Linked DNA regions of Mus musculus: all the other regions are linked to region 1. A link is a loop called in an ENCODE intact Hi-C map of the cell type or tissue named here. Cell type or tissue: left cerebral cortex. All regions are shown on one strand. Links, peaks and the distances in the headings refer to the core of each region. The heading gives the core; the rest is flanking DNA.

What was found. A loop is a pair of places that touch in the nucleus more often than their neighbours do. Peaks named below come from ENCODE experiments on the same cell type or tissue, not always from the same donor. Only the 100,000 strongest peaks of a DNase experiment are listed, where the experiment ranks them.
Region 2: a loop joins it to region 1, with 3.0 times the contacts of the local background. A loop is called at or near these places in 2 of 42 quality-filtered maps.
Region 3: it touches region 1 in a loop (2.9-fold over the local background); 7 of 42 quality-filtered maps call a loop at or near these places.

Annotation. Positions count from the first base shown.
Region 1 is chr9:51,158,492-51,164,712 of GRCm38, reverse strand. It overlaps Gm32742, which reads left to right. Exons shown (of 31, transcript XM_017313740.1): 2 at 4,406-4,448; 3 at 4,671-4,888; 4 at 5,482-5,643. The coding sequence starts at 4,730. Among named protein-coding and RNA genes, the nearest start is that of Gm32742, 7.2 kb to the left of the region's middle. In left cerebral cortex, for the core only: a CTCF peak has its summit at 2,800 (motif pointing left); a DNase peak (open chromatin) is centred at 2,776.
Region 2 is chr9:51,926,538-51,932,758 of GRCm38, reverse strand. It overlaps 4933407I05Rik (RIKEN cDNA 4933407I05 gene), which reads right to left. Exons shown (of 3, transcript NR_040731.1): 3 at 5,756-6,221. Among named protein-coding and RNA genes, the nearest start is that of Gm6980, 5.0 kb to the right of the region's middle. In left cerebral cortex, for the core only: no CTCF peak of the experiment used is centred there; DNase peaks (open chromatin) are centred at 3,644, 3,917 and 4,496.
Region 3 is chr9:51,948,270-51,954,490 of GRCm38, reverse strand. Fdx1 (ferredoxin 1) reads left to right here. Exons shown (of 4, transcript NM_007996.2): 3 at 5,785-5,914. Among named protein-coding and RNA genes, the nearest start is that of Fdx1, 12 kb to the left of the region's middle. In left cerebral cortex, for the core only: a CTCF peak has its summit at 2,954 (motif pointing right); DNase peaks (open chromatin) are centred at 2,960 and 3,718.

The DNA of each region.
Region 1 (6,221 bases), core at 1,418-3,917:
TTGTAAATATAACATTATTGTTACCAACCTACATGTGCTAGGTTGGTTATCACTGTCATACTTTTCTCCAAAGACTCAAACTAATATCCTACCTACCCTTACTCTGACATACTATAGTATCCCTAGTTAGCCCAGTGCCTGGCCTGTCTCTTATTCCCTCAGCTGTCAGCAAGACCTCAGCTTTCCCTCCACTGTCACAAGACCCAAATTTTTTAATACATTTATTTGAGGATGGCTTTAGACTGGAAAAAAAAACCAAAAAACAAAAAACTTGAGTCAGTTCAGGACTGACACAAAGATACCACCACAAGGCAGACAGTTAATGCTCTAGACTTGACGTCTCAAGCCAGGACTTTCCTAAATGGCTCTAGTTGCATGTCCCTCCTGTTATCAAGGGTTGTCACAATGTCACTGTTCTCAGGTTGTCTGAACCATAGAGACTGGATTACCGGTGAGCAGGGCAATCCGTTTCATTTGGTACTGAGTCTCATGAGCACCTAGCAACACTTAATCAGACAGGCTTCAGCAGACTCAAGCCAGCTGCATGCCCCCTGGCTCCAGTCTGGGAATGGCAGGTGTCTGGCAGGGAAGTCCCTGCTCTCAAAGTGGGGACTCTGTGCAGAAGCTAGAAGGTCCCATATGATGTGGGTTCAGAAATCCCAGAATCTCACTTTGTTGGTCATTAATCATTGACGACATCGTCCACACATGATGGAGACATAGACTTTCCTTCTTTTTTTTTTCTTCATAAATATGTTTTGAATTTTATTATGAAGTATTTAAGCCATGCCAGAAGAAGGAATAAACAATATAATAACAGAGTGCCATGCACCCAAATCTAACTTAAATAAATGATTACCATATGAATTCTCAGGGTTCAGAGGAGTTGAGGGAAGAGTTGAGTCTGCCCATTTTCATGAGGGAAGAAAGAAGCCCTGGTGGGGAAGAGGGAAGCCACCTCAGCATTGATGGTGACTGCTCTAGTCATAGAGGGAGCATTGGTCAGGTGCTACAGCTTAGAGGAATGCTCTAAACTGGGAAACAGGATGTGGAGACCACAGCATGATCTTTCTAGTCCCGGTTCAGAGACTCCCCAAATGGCTTGGTCTGAATTAGTCACTAGCTCCTTAGGGATTCTCTAGGCCTTGGGTGTCACGTCCCAACATTTGAGCTATTCATGTCTACCTGTCTCCCACCTTGGCTGTGAACTCCAAGACTATATATACTCTATTGCCTGTATCTCATAAGCATTTGGACAAAGTCAGGTTATTGAGTTGAAGGTGTGGTTTAATCTTTGAAACCTCCATAATTAATGGTCTGGGGACAGAAGAGTTAATGGAAAGGGAAAGGAAAGATGAGTTAAAACTAAGGGACCAAAACAGACCCATCACCCAGACCCCAGGATGCTAACCAATGTCCTTAAAGGGAGTCAAAGCTCCCTGGGGAAATGGCTGATTGAATGAACAGCTACGGCAGGAAAGAGACAAGAAGAGCTTGAGATCTTGTGATGCCAAAAGAGGTAAGAAAGTGCATATGAGCACGAGAGAGAGAGAGAGAGAGAGAGAGAGAGAGAGAGACTGTGGAGTGGGTCAAATGAACTCTCTAGCCAACAAGTGCAGTATGGCAAGGGAGGAATTACAGTGGAGAAAACCTAACAGTCAGATGACCAAGGGCAACGTAAGTGCTGTCATGCCATGTTCAGAGCATTTGTCTTTGTTCCATTATAAAGAAAACATCACTTTATTGGTGTGGTGTTCTAAAAGATAAAAAACACTCCAGACCAATGACGATAGAGATTTCTAGTGAATCCCACCCAGCTAAGGCCTGTTTTACAGAGCACTTGTGTATGTAGATTGCCAAAAGTAAAGAGACTCTCGAGAAACTTTCCCAGTTAAAGGGAGGCAGGGACATGACTAAGTACAATGTTTGACCCTGGAATAGACAAGGCAGTGTGAACATAGTATGGCCATTAGCTAAAGTACTCACCCGGTATCTATAATTACTAGGAGTGGGACACACGGGAACTCTAAGAGGTTCTGCAAATCTGAAATTGTTCTTTAGAAACTAAGCTTATTAAAATACATACTTACTGTCATATTCCAGGAAAAACTTAACTTTGTAGTTAGACCCACAGAAAATCAAAGCTGAGTGAGACAACCCAGGACACCAACAGAAACCTGGGAACTGGTAGTGTTAGGAAATGGCAGAAATGACAGTTGGAAGCCAGGCACTTAAAGGTGGTGCAGGACTTGAATCCCGGCACTCAAGAGGCAGAGTCAGGCGGATCTCTGAGTTCCAGGCCTGCCTGGTCTGCAGAGTGAGTTCCAGGAAGCCAGGGTCACACAGAGAAACCCTGTCTCAAAAATCAAACAAACAGATGGACAGACAGAAGTGATAGTTGGAACCAGGGGAGATACAGTAGGCCTGGCAGTGACCAGCTATCAGACAACTTGAACAAAAAGACAAGGCCCAGCACTAAGCCCCCTTAGGAGCTTCATGCCAGAGAAGGACTATGTGACATAGGTGAGCCTGCAAAATGGTGCTGGGCTAATGTGGAGTAAAACCCAAGGCCGGTTAGTGTGACTATATTTAAATGCGTTCAAAAGAGTGTCTGCTTAAACTTTAAAAAGACATACACACACACACACACACACACACACACACACACACACACACACACACACACACACCTGCTAACAGCATTTTCTCTCCTCCCTCATTCTAGCAGATACCTACACCCCACTGCTTGGTCCATGCCAGCTCACCAATTCCTGCAAGCTCACAGTGCCACCTACTGGCAAGACAAAAAGCAGGCAGGGCGAACGGCTCAGCAACAAAATAGCTGAAAAGAGTCAGGTGCCTATCAAGGGTCTCTCACAGGCTGAGGGACTCTGCAAAGCAGTGGCCCTACAGGAAGCTATCAGCCTGGAGGACAGTGAGCACTTAAATCTAAATTTCCCCCTCAAAAGAGTCTCTACAAGGAGCCTTTACTTCTACACCTCGTAATTCTCTTTCCAGCCCTGACTGCAAAATAGCATCCAGCGATCGATCCTTCTGAGCTTCTAGGACATCCTTTTAAGTATCACCACACCCAGAAAGGAGCCTAGAAAATAGATAATAGGTCGAAATAATGATAGATCAAAAGACCAAAACTGGTTAAGTGAATGGAATTCCCTTGAACTGGGGTCACTTGTCTGGGTGTCAAGTGGGTGATCTCTTCTTAAAAGCAATCAATTGTAAGTTACTTGAAGGGAACATTGATGAATAACACAGGGCAAATCAAAATCCATTTCTGCTTCCTCCTCCTCCTCTTCCTTCTCCTCCTCCTCTTCCTCTTCTTCATCTTCCTCCCCCTCCCTCTCTTTTAAATTAGGCCTCACTGCAATGTGATATATTGAATTTTTCTGAAGGCTTCTAAGCAACCATCCATCACACAGAGCACTGAACCTGATCTGGGTTTACGCTCTTCACGATACTTCTGGTCTTGTGGGCATCAGTGATTTTTCACAGCAGCCATAAAGAAAGCTGGGCAGTATTACCCACTATCACTTTTTATAAGCAATAAAGCAATGGATTATTCCATTTTGAGAGCCTGCTTTTCTCAGCCGCATCCACTGCTCATCTTCTCTGGGGAATCACCTGGTTGCACCAGGGACTCTGGCTGCTTTGCAGTTTCCAGTGACTTCTTGTATGCATGGTCTAGGAGCACTTGAACGGCGTCACCCATCTGTTAAAACTGAATTTCAGTCCAGAATGGGGCTCCGACTTTTTCACTATAAATGAGGGGGAAGAGCTAGATGGCTCCCTAAGGGTTTGTGAGTGTGTGTTGTATTGTGTGTCCTGTAGCAGAGACAAAAACTGTAATCTCTCTACCTTATCTCTCATGGGGTTTGCACCCAGAATGCTTAAAGGAGTCTGACTATTTGGCCTTGTGAAAGGAAAATGCTGGAACAACCCTTGGCTTCACTCTGCCCAATGCTAAGCTTGCTGGCTCATGCTGCTCGGGAGGAAAGGTAGAGGAGAAGAGAAAAGGAGCCATGGAGTTGCATGGTCTGGGCCAAGGCTGCCCAGAGGACCCATATCTCAGATTTCATCCTCATGACTTATTCAGTGACTGACAGCTATCGCTGCCACCAGGCAGAAGCTGTCCTTCCAGAGCCCAGATCACTCTGCCTCTGTTGAACACCATTATCTTGTCTCCTCATGCCTGTCACCCTGTCCATCACTTTGCCTCCCCTATCTCTCCACCTCTGCCTGATACCTTCCTTGGTGCCTCACCTCACCCACCTCCACATCTGCTTTGCTCTCTGCTGCTGTTACCCCTGCCCAGAAGATGAAGGGTCTCTTCTTTGGTAACCTCCCAGAGGTACCGGTCCTCATAGCTGCCTTCTGCTTCATCCTCCAGAGACCCACATGCCTGGTCATAGAGCATCCTCTGGCCTGCCAAGGTGAGATTGCCTGTGCAAAAGGAGAGCCGGACCCACCAGGATGCCCAGAGGGTAGAGGCTTAAATTAAATTTGTACAAAGAAGTTTGGGAGTAAAATTGAGGAGAGGGGAGAGCTGTGAGGAGAGCTAATGACTAATGTCGGGGAAGAGGAGCCCTGGGAAATCACAGGGACCAGCTCTTGGGTGTTAACCCTTTCTGTCACCCCCCCACCCCACCCCATAGGTAGGCCCTGCTCTGTGCCGACACCTGCCCCTTGTCCCCCTGGAACTTTCCTCTCTGGAATGGGTCCCCATACCACCCCTTCCTGCCACCTCTGCCCTTCGGAGTTCTTCAACCCCTGGCACGGCCAGAATGCATGTTTCCCGTGCGGCTCTGAGGCCACCCAGCCAGAGGAGGGCAAGGACACCTGTGTCTGTCAGAGACCTGGACGTAGATTCCAGGTATGCCCTCCTGCAGTGGGACCCAAGGGCGGGCTGCATTTCCAGGGCTGTTTCGGTTCCCAGTCAAGTTTAGCTCAGGTGTAACCTGACCAATGTAGGCTTGGGAGTAAGGTTGTAAGGTACAGTTAAATGTGAATTTCAGGTAAATACTGGATAGTGTTTTAGTGTCTTATGGGACTAATCAAAAGTATTCATACACCTGAAATTCAGATTTAACTGGTTTCTCTGTGGGGATAGTTAGTTGGATAGTTAGTTACTTTGCTAAATATAGTTAACTTTCTGGAAGGAAATGTCATTATATAGAGTGATCCCTCAAAACACACTTCCACCCAGGCCCTTCTAACCTGAATTTTTCCTGTAAGCCAGCAAATGTGCTTGTAAGCCCTTCTGTTAACTGAAATTCTCCTGTCCTCTTAACTAAAATGATAGTATACCAGTAACCACAGCAACCATGCCCCTGTGCCACTCCAACCCTGTCTGCTCACTTCACCTCTCCTGCCCTCTCTCCTGGTACATCTCAGAAATGTTCACACCTAAAGGCTATTAACCAGCCAGCCTGAGATGGGCCTCCTCCCACACATCCTTACTTCCAGCCCAGCGATGGCCAGTGCCCTTGCCTCCCTGGCTATGAAGACATTGGTGACCCAGTGGGCTGTGTCCAGAGGGAACACCACGACTGCAAAGACGGAGCCACTTGGAACCAGGAGGGGAAATGTCTGACCAAAGAACAATGGAGTGACCACTGTGCCCAGGAGGTAGGAGGGTGCTCAGAGACCCTTGTTGCTGTACCCAAATATAGCTACTCAAATCAACCCTGGTGGTGGTGGTGACAGCTGCACTCCTCGATACCTGTCCCAACATTCTGGGTTCTCAAATGAAACACACACACACACCCTTATATTTTCATATGCCTTAAACAGCTTAATGGTTGGGCCACTTCCAAACCTCCACATGGTTAACACGCTCACCTCTGATAATCGTGAGTTACTACTTACTTTTAAAACCTATACTCCATCTTGGCTGCCCTAAACCCAGACCTGCAGCCCTCTTGGACTTAGTTCCCCAGCACCTACATGCAGCCATGTTCACTGTCTGCTACACCTCAGGCATGGCTTCTACTCATTTCCTAACATGGCAGCTATCTCCCTTCCTGCTCCTTCCTTAGTCCCTTGCCTGGGATCCTCAAGTCCCACGTCCGTCTCTCTGCCCAGCCATTGGCTGCTGGCAACTTTATTTACCAATCAAAACTACCTGGGGGCAGGGTCCCTCAGTGTCTTATGTGCACATGTGCAGATTCTCATGCAATTTGGAGAACCAAATTAACATAATATAA
Region 2 (6,221 bases), core at 2,428-4,927, 770 kb before region 1:
TCGGCAAATAGATTCTCCTGGTGTTTGTTTGTTCATTTGTTTGTTTGTTTGTTTTCTTTCCAGTTCTCAAGGGGCAAGAACATTGTTCCACTTCCATGTCTTAGCCAACCAGAGGCCTCTTCCTTTTGTATAGTAATCAAACAGTGAGGGAGCTTTTGCACAGCTCCAGCAAAATCTCTTATCTGAGGGAACAGGGACATGGCCTCATCTTGATGTGGGCAGGGGGCATGGTGCAAATATCCACCATCAAACTCAGTACTCACTGGGAAAACTGAGATAAAAGGAGGAATCACAAGGCTTTAAATGGTGAAACTACCTGTTGGCACTGTCAACTCTCCCAACTGTTATCCAACTCTTCATGTCCCCAAGTCTCAATTTTGTGGATCAACCACAGCCTTCCAAGGCTAAGCGATGTTTGGAGAGAGAGCAAAGGAAAAACTAAACAGGAAACAAGCAAGCCAGCAGTCATCACCTAATGCAATGGCACAGAAAACACTGAAAAATAGTTTGTCTTCAAAATGTTTGTAGATATTAAAGAGCCAAACCATCTGGGGGAAACATTCCACCGCTCTTTTTTTTGTTTGGCTGGGGCACTCATTTTGAACTGGAAAAAGCTCACCCCTGCCGAAGTTAACATACTGTGTACTTAGCACCTCATTCAAATTCCCAGGAATGCTAAGTCTAATTACTAGTGAGATAGATAAGCACATAGATATTAATGTTTTGCTGCTAAGCACTAGCCCATGTGGCTTGATGGGGGGAAGACTCCTTTCCTGCCTACCCACACTTCCACATCTCCCTCAACTTCCTGTTGAGAGATAATTCTCTTTTCATTTCTTCTCCGGGCCCCACCCTGTCACTTTCCATGTTTTGTTTGTTTGTCTGTTTGTTTGTTTGTTATGTTTTTTTAAAATAGCCCAGTTGCTCAGGCCTCAGGGTCTGACTTTCTGGGGTGGCTCTCCCAATCTAGCGCACATTTCCCCTCCTGTCTTCTTTTATATTGTTTATTATATTCTCTGCTCTTAAATGCCCAGTTTTTATTGGCATTGAGTAATCTACCAGGGGAAAATGTTTTGGCAGGACTCAATAGATAATTTAGATAAGCTGATAAACCAGACTGGAAATGGGGTAAGAGTCCTTCCATGGATGTTCAAGGCCAGTTTCTGAAGATTCAGCGGTCATCTGAATGCCTGAAAGGCCACCGAGCGGTCTGCAAATGAGGTCAGTCTCTACTTAGGAGGGAGAGAAGGCAGCAAGAGGGAAAGGCAGCAGCCATGGTCTTGCCCCAGCCCACTGTGTCAGAGAAGAAAGCGAATCACTGTTCTCTGGTTCTTTTCCACGAGGAGCTGGAACCCAATTTTTATGTGAAATCTCCAGATTGCTGGATGTTTACCAGAATTTAAACATTGTTTTCATTTGTTTTGGATGATTCAGATGATAATTCATGAACAGCCATGAACAGTGTGCTTCCAACAAGCAACTTCTGGCCTGGAAAACCCCTGAGAAGCGGGTCACACCAGTCCTCATGATTAGAACTGACGTCAAGTGTGGCTCTTTCTGTGAATTTGGTTTTCAGGCAACCTCAAAATAGACTCTCTTGCCTTGGGACTCTATGGTCTCTGGAGGCTGGCAGCCCCTGTCTTACTGCAGTGGCCCTGTCAGGTGCAGAGCCCCTGGCCTATCCAGGATAAGTGCATCATCTAGGGTATCCTCTTGGTGATGCAGGGTTCTGACGGGTCTGTGTTCTCTCTTGTCAACTTGAGCAAAGGCCAGGTGTATCATAAACAGATAGTCAGGAAATGCCCTCTTCCTCAAAAAACATTGCAAATCTTGTCTTACTTGGATTTTGTTTTTTTTAATTTTGGTTTTGATGCTTTTTAGCTGTGTGCGTGTGTACGTGTGTGCGTGTGTGTGCATGTGTGTGTGTGTGTGTGTGTGTGTGTGTGTGTGTGTGTGATGTGCATAAGTGTATGTATATTTGCCTGTGTGGGCACAAGTGAGTGTGTGAGCCTATGGCACTTAGCTCTCCATCCCACTTCTTCCTCTAGCAGATTCATGCCCACACCCCCAACGCCCACGCTCGCCTAGGATCAGGGCGTGCTTTGGTCTTAGAGCCATCAGTTATTCCGTTATCACTGACAGCTGGAAGGTCAAAGGTCAAAGACTTCTTTTCTAATAGGTGTGTGACCTTGAGAGATGGAGGGAGAGGAGAAAGAAGAAACACACACAAGCAAGTATTCATTTAACAGTTCTTGCACATCTAGGTGAGGCCTCAGCTAGGACAAGATCAAGCTGGTAAATGGGAGTGTTTACCGCTTTTTAAAAGTGGGATCCTGAGAGCAGGAAGTGACAACATAAGGCCAGAGAGATGATCAGTGGTTAAGAGTATTATGCCTAATCCCAGGGACCCCAAAACCACTGAGGAGACAATTCCAGTGCAAACACATAAGGGTCTTTATTATGAGCTCAAGAGCAAGGTCTCTCACCGTCCCATTCTCAGTGGGTCAGAGTGAGAGCCTTAGTCTAGGGGTGCAGGATTTTTACTGTGGTTACAGCAAGCTTGGGGAATTTCCAAACTGGTCAGCAAGTTACTATTTTAAAAACTGTTTCTGGGTGTAATCTGCAGGAACCGAACACAGGGACAAAACCACCCTGACAAAGAGGATGGCCAAGTTATCTATTCTCTGCAGGATGTCTTCCGTTACCTGTATGTATCTTAACCCTACTCTTGTAACCTGACTATTGTAACCTTACTGGCTGTTGCCGTGGGGGTGGGGCGGGTGGGAAGGGGGAGGGTTGTTGTGGAATGTTTGCTCAATAGACTTTGTGGTTTTCCTCCTGGAATTGGAGTTTAGCCCCTGGTTTCACACAAAATGGAGTTTCTTCAAAAACGAGCTTGGCTGGGCTTTACAAGAGTGTGTCTAGAGGGTCTGAATTTGGGCCCTAAGCACCAATGTTTGGCAGTTTACAACCACATGTAACTCCAGCTCCAAGGAATCTGATATCCCATTCTGCCTGCACACACACACACACACACACACACACACACACACACGCACACGCACACGCACACGGGCACACACACACAGGCATGCACACACGGGCACACACATGCACATGCACAGATATACATTAAAGAAAATCACAGTGTGTTTTAGATGGTGGTGAGTGCTATGAACAGAGGAGGGTGTAGGGAGTAAGGAAAACGAGGCGCTGCAGTCTTAACTAGGATGGACTGTGGGGTGGATGCTACAGAAGAGCATTCCAGGAGTGGACAGTGACCCTCCCTAGCAGCAGAGTTAGGAGGACTGCCTGGAGGTGGAAGGGTGGGGAGGTGGGAAAGGGACTTGCCAGGTGGTGCAAGCACTGAAGTCCTTACTTCTGATGGCCAGCAGCTCCTGGATGCTCTGAGTGTTCGTATGTCCAGAACTGCATCTTCACATAGATTACATCATATAATCTTATAAAGAGCCTTGTAAGGATGAGGACTTATGAATATGTAGCAAGCGAGGGAGCTAGAGACGCTCATTAACTGCTCCAAGATCAAGCTTCTTCCTCCATAGAACCGGAATCCTCTGCCCACAGCTGTGAAGGTGTAGTGGTAACACAAGGCCTGCTTAGCAATGTGCTCCAGGAACTCAGTAAATGTCAACACAATGAAGATCAGGCCCATCTTATACCAGGTTGGGCGCAACCACACCCCTCCAGACTTTAGCGTTCTCTGTCTCTCCCTCTCTCCACTCTACCCCTCCTCTCTGAGTTCAGTATTTGTCCTGAGCCTTGGGTCTGCTCTCCGAGGCAATAGCCAGGGAGAAAGTTCTTTGTTGCTGCCGAGGCATTCTTAGATGTGCACGGGGTGGGACTACACTGGTCCTTGAGGAATGATTTGAGAGATGTGATGACTGAGGGCCAGGTGCCAGGCCGATGTCCTGTTTGATTGCACAGGAGGCTTGCTGAAGGGGGCAGTGCACATGCCCAGGGTGAGATCTCAGAGTTCCTGAAAATGAATGCAGACTAGAAAATGTCAGTGCCTCCCAAGCGTCCTGAGTGACTCTGCCTCTCGTATGTCATCCTTATTACTTTATAATTACCTTATGACCTTTACTGACTCTGACAGTCTTGAGTCTTAAAAAAAAAAGATTCGAGAATATTACCATTATGCAGTTGCCTAGAAACTGGGCCTAAAATACATCTGGCTTTAATAGAAGAGCTAAAATGAGTTTTCATTTTTTTGGCATTGTGTCTCCTCCCCCCTCCCCATTTTTCCCCACTTTGTTTCAAACAGCAATTGCAACGGAATTTCTCACTAATCCTTTCTGAACTATCTGAAGCCAAGGTACCCAAGGTAGAGAGCAATTCCCCAAACGTGGAAGCAAGAGCAAGCCGATTGGTCTTGTGAAAGAAACCTAATCTCTAGCCTGCTCACACAGCATGCACAGAATCGATACTGTGCGATTGCTCGTCACTCAGGCAGCTCTGGCCAGCGCTCCTAGGAAGGCTTAGCAGGACATTCCGCTTGTCTCTTCATGAAGGCGTGTTCTAGCACAGTTTGCCAAATGGCTCCAGGCATGCTGTTCTGACCCATAAACATTCCTCCTCACCACTCCAATCCCTCTTCCCAGACGGACCTTCTCTTCTCCTTCCCCCTTTATCACCACAGTGGCCATCATTCCTCCCGGGAGTACACCGCAGACCCAAGCCCTTTATCACCTAATAAAAAGGAAACAAGGAGAGACAGAGTGTGGTCTGTGATTTCAGCTGTTAGAAAAGGGCTGGTTTGCTGAGATCCTTCTGAGAGTAAAAGTTACATGCAGTTTTACTAGGCTGAGGGTGGGGGTGGGGTATTGGGTGGGATGGTGTGTGTGGGGTGTCCAGAAGTCTGGAGGCCTGGTAGGGACATGCTGCAAGGCGTGTGTGTTGAGTGAGGATGCTTGAGAAAACAGGACGCCCAGTTAAAATGAGTCTGGAATTAGTTCCCATTACCCTGTATCCAGGCCAGATCACTTCCAAACTTGCCTGGTCCTAAGAGCCACATGAGGACTTATTGAGAATACCAGTGTAGAGGCTGGAGAGATGGCTCAGTGTTTAAGAGCCCTGGACGCTCTTGTAGAGGACCCAGGTTCATTTTCTGGCTCTCATGTGGAGGCTAATAACCCTCTGTAACTCCGTTTCCAGGGTACCTGACACCTTTGAGTCTCCATAGACACCAGGCATGCATGTAGTGCAAAGATCCACAAGCAGGCAAAACACCCAGACACATTATAAAGAAAACCCAGCAGGAATGAGAATTCCCATTTAAGGGCTGGGATGATGGCTCAGTCAGGAAAGTACTTGTGTAAATTGTGTCCCTGAAGCCTGTATTAAAAACAATAAACTGACAACCAGGCATGGCAGTGCTGGGGAGATAGAGATGGGAGAATTGCTGGGACTTACCAGTCAGCCAGGCTAGCCAAAGTGACAAGCTCTAGGTTCAGTGAGAGAGCCTGTCTCAGGAAATAAGGTGGAGAGCAAATGAGGCAGCACTGCCTGACATCAACTTAGGCTTCTTTACACACACACACACACACACACACACACACACACACACACACACACACACACATACACACACACACACACACATACACACACACACACACACACGCACACACACACACATACACACACACACACACACACATACACACACACACACACACACACACACACACACACACACACACGTGCGCGCGCACTGTTTTGATGCCTCTTTGTTGGACATCCTCTTTTAGTAGATCTGGAGAAAACCCTTTTAAACAAGTAAGCTGGTGATCTTTACTGGAGCCTGATCCACTTAGAAAACAGGCCAGTAGGGCTCCCGGTGACTTGCATGCACACGTGCGGCTGTTCTTATCCCTAGACTCCAGGCATACCACAGGCCCGCCAAGGTCTATGGCCAGATACCAGGTCTTTAATTATTGCTGCACACCTATCTGTTGGGCCACATGTCTTCTTCACTAGGCTGCTGATGCCTGAAGACTCAGCTCAGGCTCTGCTTTGCTGCATTTCTGGAACATTCTGCTCTTCTAACAAGGAGACTCCAGCAAGCGTCGTTGCAAGGATGAACCTGCCGCTATGCCTTTTTTTTTTCTTTACATTTTCCAGCAGCCTTCTGTCTCACACTCCTCAGTTGGAAGGGAAGGTGACCGTGGGTATTGAAGTCAGGCAGTGCTCTTCAGAAG
Region 3 (6,221 bases), core at 2,428-4,927, 790 kb before region 1:
GACAAAGACATTCAAGATACACAAAGAGCAATATAAGGTTCTTTTTTGGAAAAAACAAACAAACAAAAAGCTGTCAACATAAATTATTAATAAGGAGACCCAGGTGTTAGATTTATTAGACACCTTTTTGTTGTTGTTTTTTGAACAGGGTTTCTCTCTGTAGCCTCATCTGTCCTGGAACTAGCCAAAAATGTTAGGCCAGGTTTAAAAACTGTATGGCAGTGTTCTTTGGCATGTTCTAGACCTACATCTATATGTAGAAGCTGTTAACACACTCTGAGAACATGCAAAAGCAACTGTTTTTCCAGCCCTAAATGTTCTCAACTTAGATGAAAGCTGTAACCAAGCAGGGCTTTTTTTGTTTTTTTGTTTTTTGTTTTTTGTTTTTTGGCATTTTCTCTGTAGATTCAATTTCACTTTTAGAAAGAGACTCTTGTCCTGGCCAGTTTATTTCAGAGATGTTTCTAACAGAAAAGAGTAGCAAAAACAACTGCCCATCAACAGAGAACTGATAGTCATAGACTATAAGGCTGTACAGTTGTATAAGACAGTTCTAGAAGAGTTAAGAATTAAACACCAGAAGGGAGTTGTTTTGTTACAAAAGTCCTTCTACTGTATTTGTTATTGTTCTGTTGCTGTGATAAAACACCTGACCTACTGTATCCTTGTTGGCCTTGAAATTATGTATCTGAGGTCAGCCTTGAACTCCTGATCTTCCTTCTTTATCTCTGAGTATACAAGCCACCAAGCCTGATTTCTGTCATGCTGGAGAGGAAACCTAAAGCGTCATGTATGCTAGGCAAGCACTCTACATTCCAGTTCCACTTGATTGGCTTCAGACTAGCATCTTAGAGAAGTTAATTAATTTCTAAAAACATAGAAAAACACAACATCTTTTGCAGGAATTTTACTGTGAAATATTTATTTTATGAAGTGTTGGTGTAAAATTAAATACACACTGTGAATCAAAGTTAAAACAGTGTTTTCCCACTAATCCCTTTTTAGTGTGGTTGAGTAGGGTTTCCTGCCTAGGCTCGTTTGTCCACTCTGTCACTCAGTCTGTGGCTTTGGGTTAGGCCTAACTTCTTGTCTTGTCTTCTCTCTAATAGAGTGGGGCTAGTACTAGTATTTACTCCATACAGTTGCTACAAAGATCAAATGTGTTAGTCTGAGTGTATCAGGATCTTTTTTATTGTGATAAAACTCCCTTGACCAAAAGTGACTTAGGTAAGAAAGCGTTTATCTTGGTTTGCATATGGTTCCATATAGAAAGTCCATAATAATGAGGGAGACATGGCAGCAGGTGGTCTTGGCAGGAAGCTAACAGATCACATCTTCAACCACAGATGTGAAGGAGAGAGAAGGAACTGGAAGTGGTGAGGTTATAGACCAAAAGCCTGACCCAGTGACATGCTTCTTCAGCAAGGCTGTACCTCCTAAAGGTTTCCGTGGCATCCCCCAAAACAGCATCACTCACTGAGCTCGCCATGTGCCTGACCAAGTCCATGGTTTCTGCAGTATCTCCGTGAGATTCCATGTAATCTCATCTACTCTGTGACTATAAGCCCTTCCTAGATGCTGATAGAGATTAACTTTCCATCTTTGATTCAGTTCTCTCCTCTGATCATGAACTTGTAGATTCAACTCCCTACTTTATGTTTCTTTTTGGAAACCCCAAAGGTATTTAGAACTCAATTATTGATTTTTAAAACATGTACTTATCTCCTCCACCACATGTGTATAATACTTGTGTGTGAGTACAGGCACACACTTGCTATAACACGTATGTGGAAGGCTAGAGATAGGTTAGAGGAGTTTGTTTTTCCCACCATGTGCATTGTGAGCATAAATCTCAAGTCAGCAATCAAGCTTGGCAACAGTTGTCCTTACCTGATGAACCATGTTGCTGGTAAAAATCATGTTCTTAAAACAGCCTCCGCCCCTCCCCTAAAGCTTCCTCCAGCATTTCCTGTATTCATCATGAACACTATCCAGCTACTGCAGGCTGGAGCCTGAGCAGCAGGTTTTCTCCTGGTACATCAGCATCTTCTCTTCCTTAAGCCTCCAGACGCTTCTTTTGGCTCCATTATCTTTATCACTTGGCTCTATGAAGCCACTGGACCTGTGAACCTGCTTCCAATCGGAGCTCTGAAGCTGGGGTGATTGTCTGATATCAGCTGTATTAGTTTTCTGAGTAAAACCACAAAGGATTTGCCATTGCATTTAAGATTAAATCCATATTCCTCATTGACCTAAAAGGCTACACGTATTATGTTCCCCACTGCTCTTCCCCTCCCCCTCCACTTCTCATTGCTCTTCCTAGTGTAGCAATGCTGACCTCTTAGAAGCTTGAACTTACACCAAATCACCACTTTTCAAGACTTCATGTGCTCCTCTGCCAAGACACCTCTGCCAAGGTACCATCTTTTCTCCCTCATCCCACAAATGCATACTTACTATTCTGTATTAAGTGTCTTTGTATTAGTCCCTTATAGCATACAGGAGAAATGCATAGTAGATGGTGACAAATGTTATGGAAGAAATGGCTGGATTCTAGGGTGTAGGATACTGGGCTTAGGTAACAAAAGAAATCTTCCTTCACCTAACCACCCAGTCCCTAGTAAGGTTTCTCTCTTTACTCCCAACCCATTATAAACTTGGATCGCTTGTGGCACCCAGTCTGTGATAGTCTGTCATTGTCGGGTCTACCTCAGACCGTGCTTTCATAGCATTTACCACATTTCCGTAATTCACGTCTGTGTTCTGCTTCCATTGGTCTCTGGTGAGCAATACAGTCACTCTCAATTTATAACTTACTGTATATGAGGGAATGAGGCAATAAGTGAACCAAAATGGACAGTTGTAAACTTGGGAAGTAATACAATAAATAAATATTCTTTCTACCAACTTGTATGTTAATAGATCAGTTTTTCAGTATTGTGCGTTTCAGTACTCTGCCACTTGGGGGCAGTTACACATCTGTGATTAAATTGATCTAGCTCATCATTTCAAACTTTTTTTCTTCTGTATGTTTCATATGCCTGTTTTATGACTATCCAAGATAAGAGGTCCTAGTAATGTTTATAGAAGTCTGTATTTCTGCTTGCTGTTATGCGTAGCATTGCATTTCTCTTATGCTAGATCATCCTTTGAACAAAATGTTTATATATAATTTTATATTTTCAATCTGTAACTTCCAACATAGCTGTATTCTAGGTTTTGGTTAGGAAAGGGGTTAGGTATGGGTGGGTGGCCCACTTTATCTTAGCATTGTAAGTGGACAGAATGATCTTAACCCAAGACTTTCATATAGAAAACATCCTATTAGCACCCAAATTTCATAAACGGAGAGTAGAAATTTCACATATCTATAGAGTGTGCCTTTATTATCTCCATTCACTACTACTTCCCTCCAGCTTCCTTTAGTGTTTTCTACCCTGTCTTCCTTTAAACTTCTTGACCTCCTTTTGATATTAATAACCCCAAAGACCAATTAGTGCTGCTAACATGCATGAGTGTAGGGCCATCCATCAATTGGGGCATGGCCAACCTACCAGTGTTGTCATGTCCTCAAAAGAGAGTTACTCTCTCTCTCTCAGCAACCATCAACTGCCAGCAGTTCCTTTGCCAAGGGAACTCTTGCATCCATGCTGGATTTTCGACTGGCTTGATCCTGTGCAGGCAATCATAGCTGCTATGTATTGCAGAAGCTGTGCCATGTCCAGATGTCAGCATTTTACAGCTTTCCTCCTCATCAAACAGTGCTTCACACTCCTTCAGGCCCTCTTCCAAAATGTTCCCTGAGCCTTATCTCTACTTTCTTTGTCACTTTGACCAATTATGAGTCTCTGTGTTAACCATTACCTACTGCAAAATCAAGCTCCTTCCACCTGAGTTGAGAACAACACAAATCTATGGTTGTAAACATGAATATTTAGAAGGCAGTTGGACAGCTTAACAATAAATTCCCAGGGCCTGTGGTCTCTCTTGTCATGGACTTTTGACCAGATTTACAATAACAGGCATGAAATCCCTTCTGTGAAGCCAGCTTAAAATCCAGTCAGAAAGTTGTTGATTACCCTGTGACGTGACAAACATGCCACTGTTGCACCAAGGGCACATCTTGCCAATCAGGTTAGTATTGGAGCACGCAGGGTCTAGTGCTGGATGAGAACACTGATGCAGTTTCCTTCCTCAGCCTCCAGCAGCCTGAGAGTCTGACCATTTCCAAATAGTAATTACCACAACCCCTACGTTGCCAATACATATAATTTATTTATACTCATGATTCTTGTAACTCCTAGGTTACAAGAGGTTGGTATAGTTACTATTAAGATAATTGAAGCATGGAAAGTAAAGAAGCCTACCATGACATATAACGGGAGAGGTAGTTATAGGCGGGGAACTCCTATGCTCTTGAACTTCGTGTCTTGGGCCTTCCTGATGCTATCACTACTTTAAAATGGCTTTAATAAAAACGAAGGTGTTTCTCTTCTCTCTTTCTCTTCTATTTCTCTTTTTCTTTCTCTTTCTGTGTCTGTGTGTGTGTGGTTATGTGTGTGTGGTTATGTGTATTCTGTGTATGGTATGGAGTTTTCTTACTGTCTACCTTGTTGAGACAGGTCTCCTTGTTTTTACTACTGTGTTGTGTACTCCAGGCTATCTGGCTAGTAAAATTCTGAGAGATCTTGTGTATAAATATGTGTATGTGTGTTTGTGTGTGTGTGTGTACATATATGTGTGTGTATATCAAATAATTGGCTTTCTGGTTTATTAAAATTACACACTTGATTTCTGTACCTATTTTATTTGCCTGTGACCTGTGGTCACATAAAAATTTCTCACTTGGAAGTGGGACATGAGTGGAAAGTTCAGGAAGCCCTGGCTTATATGGTTGAATTTCTTTGTGAGGAGATTTCCAAATGAAGTCTGAGGCTGTTTCTCAGCAGACTCTGCCTTGATTTGGCTGGATGACATGATTTTGTTAGATTCCTTTGTAGGGTACCTGGATCATAATAAGAACTGAATAAATAACTGTTAAATTAATGGTTTAAAATTGAGCAAAGGTCTGGCAAGATGGCTCAGCAAGGAAAGGCACTTGTCAACCACATCTGGTAACCAGAGTTTGGTCATTGAAACCTGCATCATGGAAGGAGAGAACTAACTCTCACAAGCTGTTCTCTGACTTCCACATTCACTCTGTAATATGATGCACATATGCGCACATACATACATAACACACAAATGTAAAATAAATATAATCTAAATGTGGAACACAAATATTCACAGTATTTGAATCTGTGGTGCTTCTTAAAACATCTTGTTTGATTAAACCCAATTATTTAGAGGATTGAGAGAAAAGAATGATTATCTTTATTTAGGTGTAGGTTAGATGCTTTCTCTTATATAATGCAAGTCCTTATTGGTTGTTTTGAGCTCTCCAGACAAGGTGAATTATGTGCAAATGATTATATGCATCATTGCTATATGTATTTCAGAACGCATCTTTACGTGTCTGTGTGTCTCAGTTATGAACATGTATACATTTTAATATTCGAATTGTATGACCTTCATGGTCCCCTCACATTATCTGTTCAGAACCTTTGTGAAGTACTGAGTGATTTACGACTGTGTGAGGATGGGCGACCTATTCCTGACTCATGATTACTCAGTATTTCAGCCCTTTTAAGTGTGCAGCTGATTCTAAAACTAAAGTGCATTTCGCAGTAGCCAGGTGTGCACTGCTACAGTGGATGGTATGGTCACCTTGTGCTGCTTTGACAGGTGCGTGTGAGGGAACGTTGGCTTGCTCTACTTGTCATCTTATCTTTGAGGATCACATCTATGAGAAGTTAGATGCCATTACTGATGAAGAGAATGACATGCTTGACCTGGCTTTTGGACTAACAGACAGGTGAGTAGATTTTGTTGGTTTTGTTTGAAGGACAGGATTATAACTTTTGGTCAGGGTGACTCACACTCATGAGTGCAGAGATCACAGACATAAGGCACAAAACCTGCCTTGTCAGGTAAGGGTTTAAAGTTGCTTCATTGTTATCAACAACCTGGAAAAGTCTGTGTTAATATTCCTTTAGGTCTTAGGTCATACGCATGAGTAGAAGTGCCCTTGTGGGTATAGCACAAGTCATGAAGTCTGGGGATATTTCTCTTTCACTGTCCACAAGGCCTCCATGAAACTTCTCTTTTACAAGTCAAAGAAT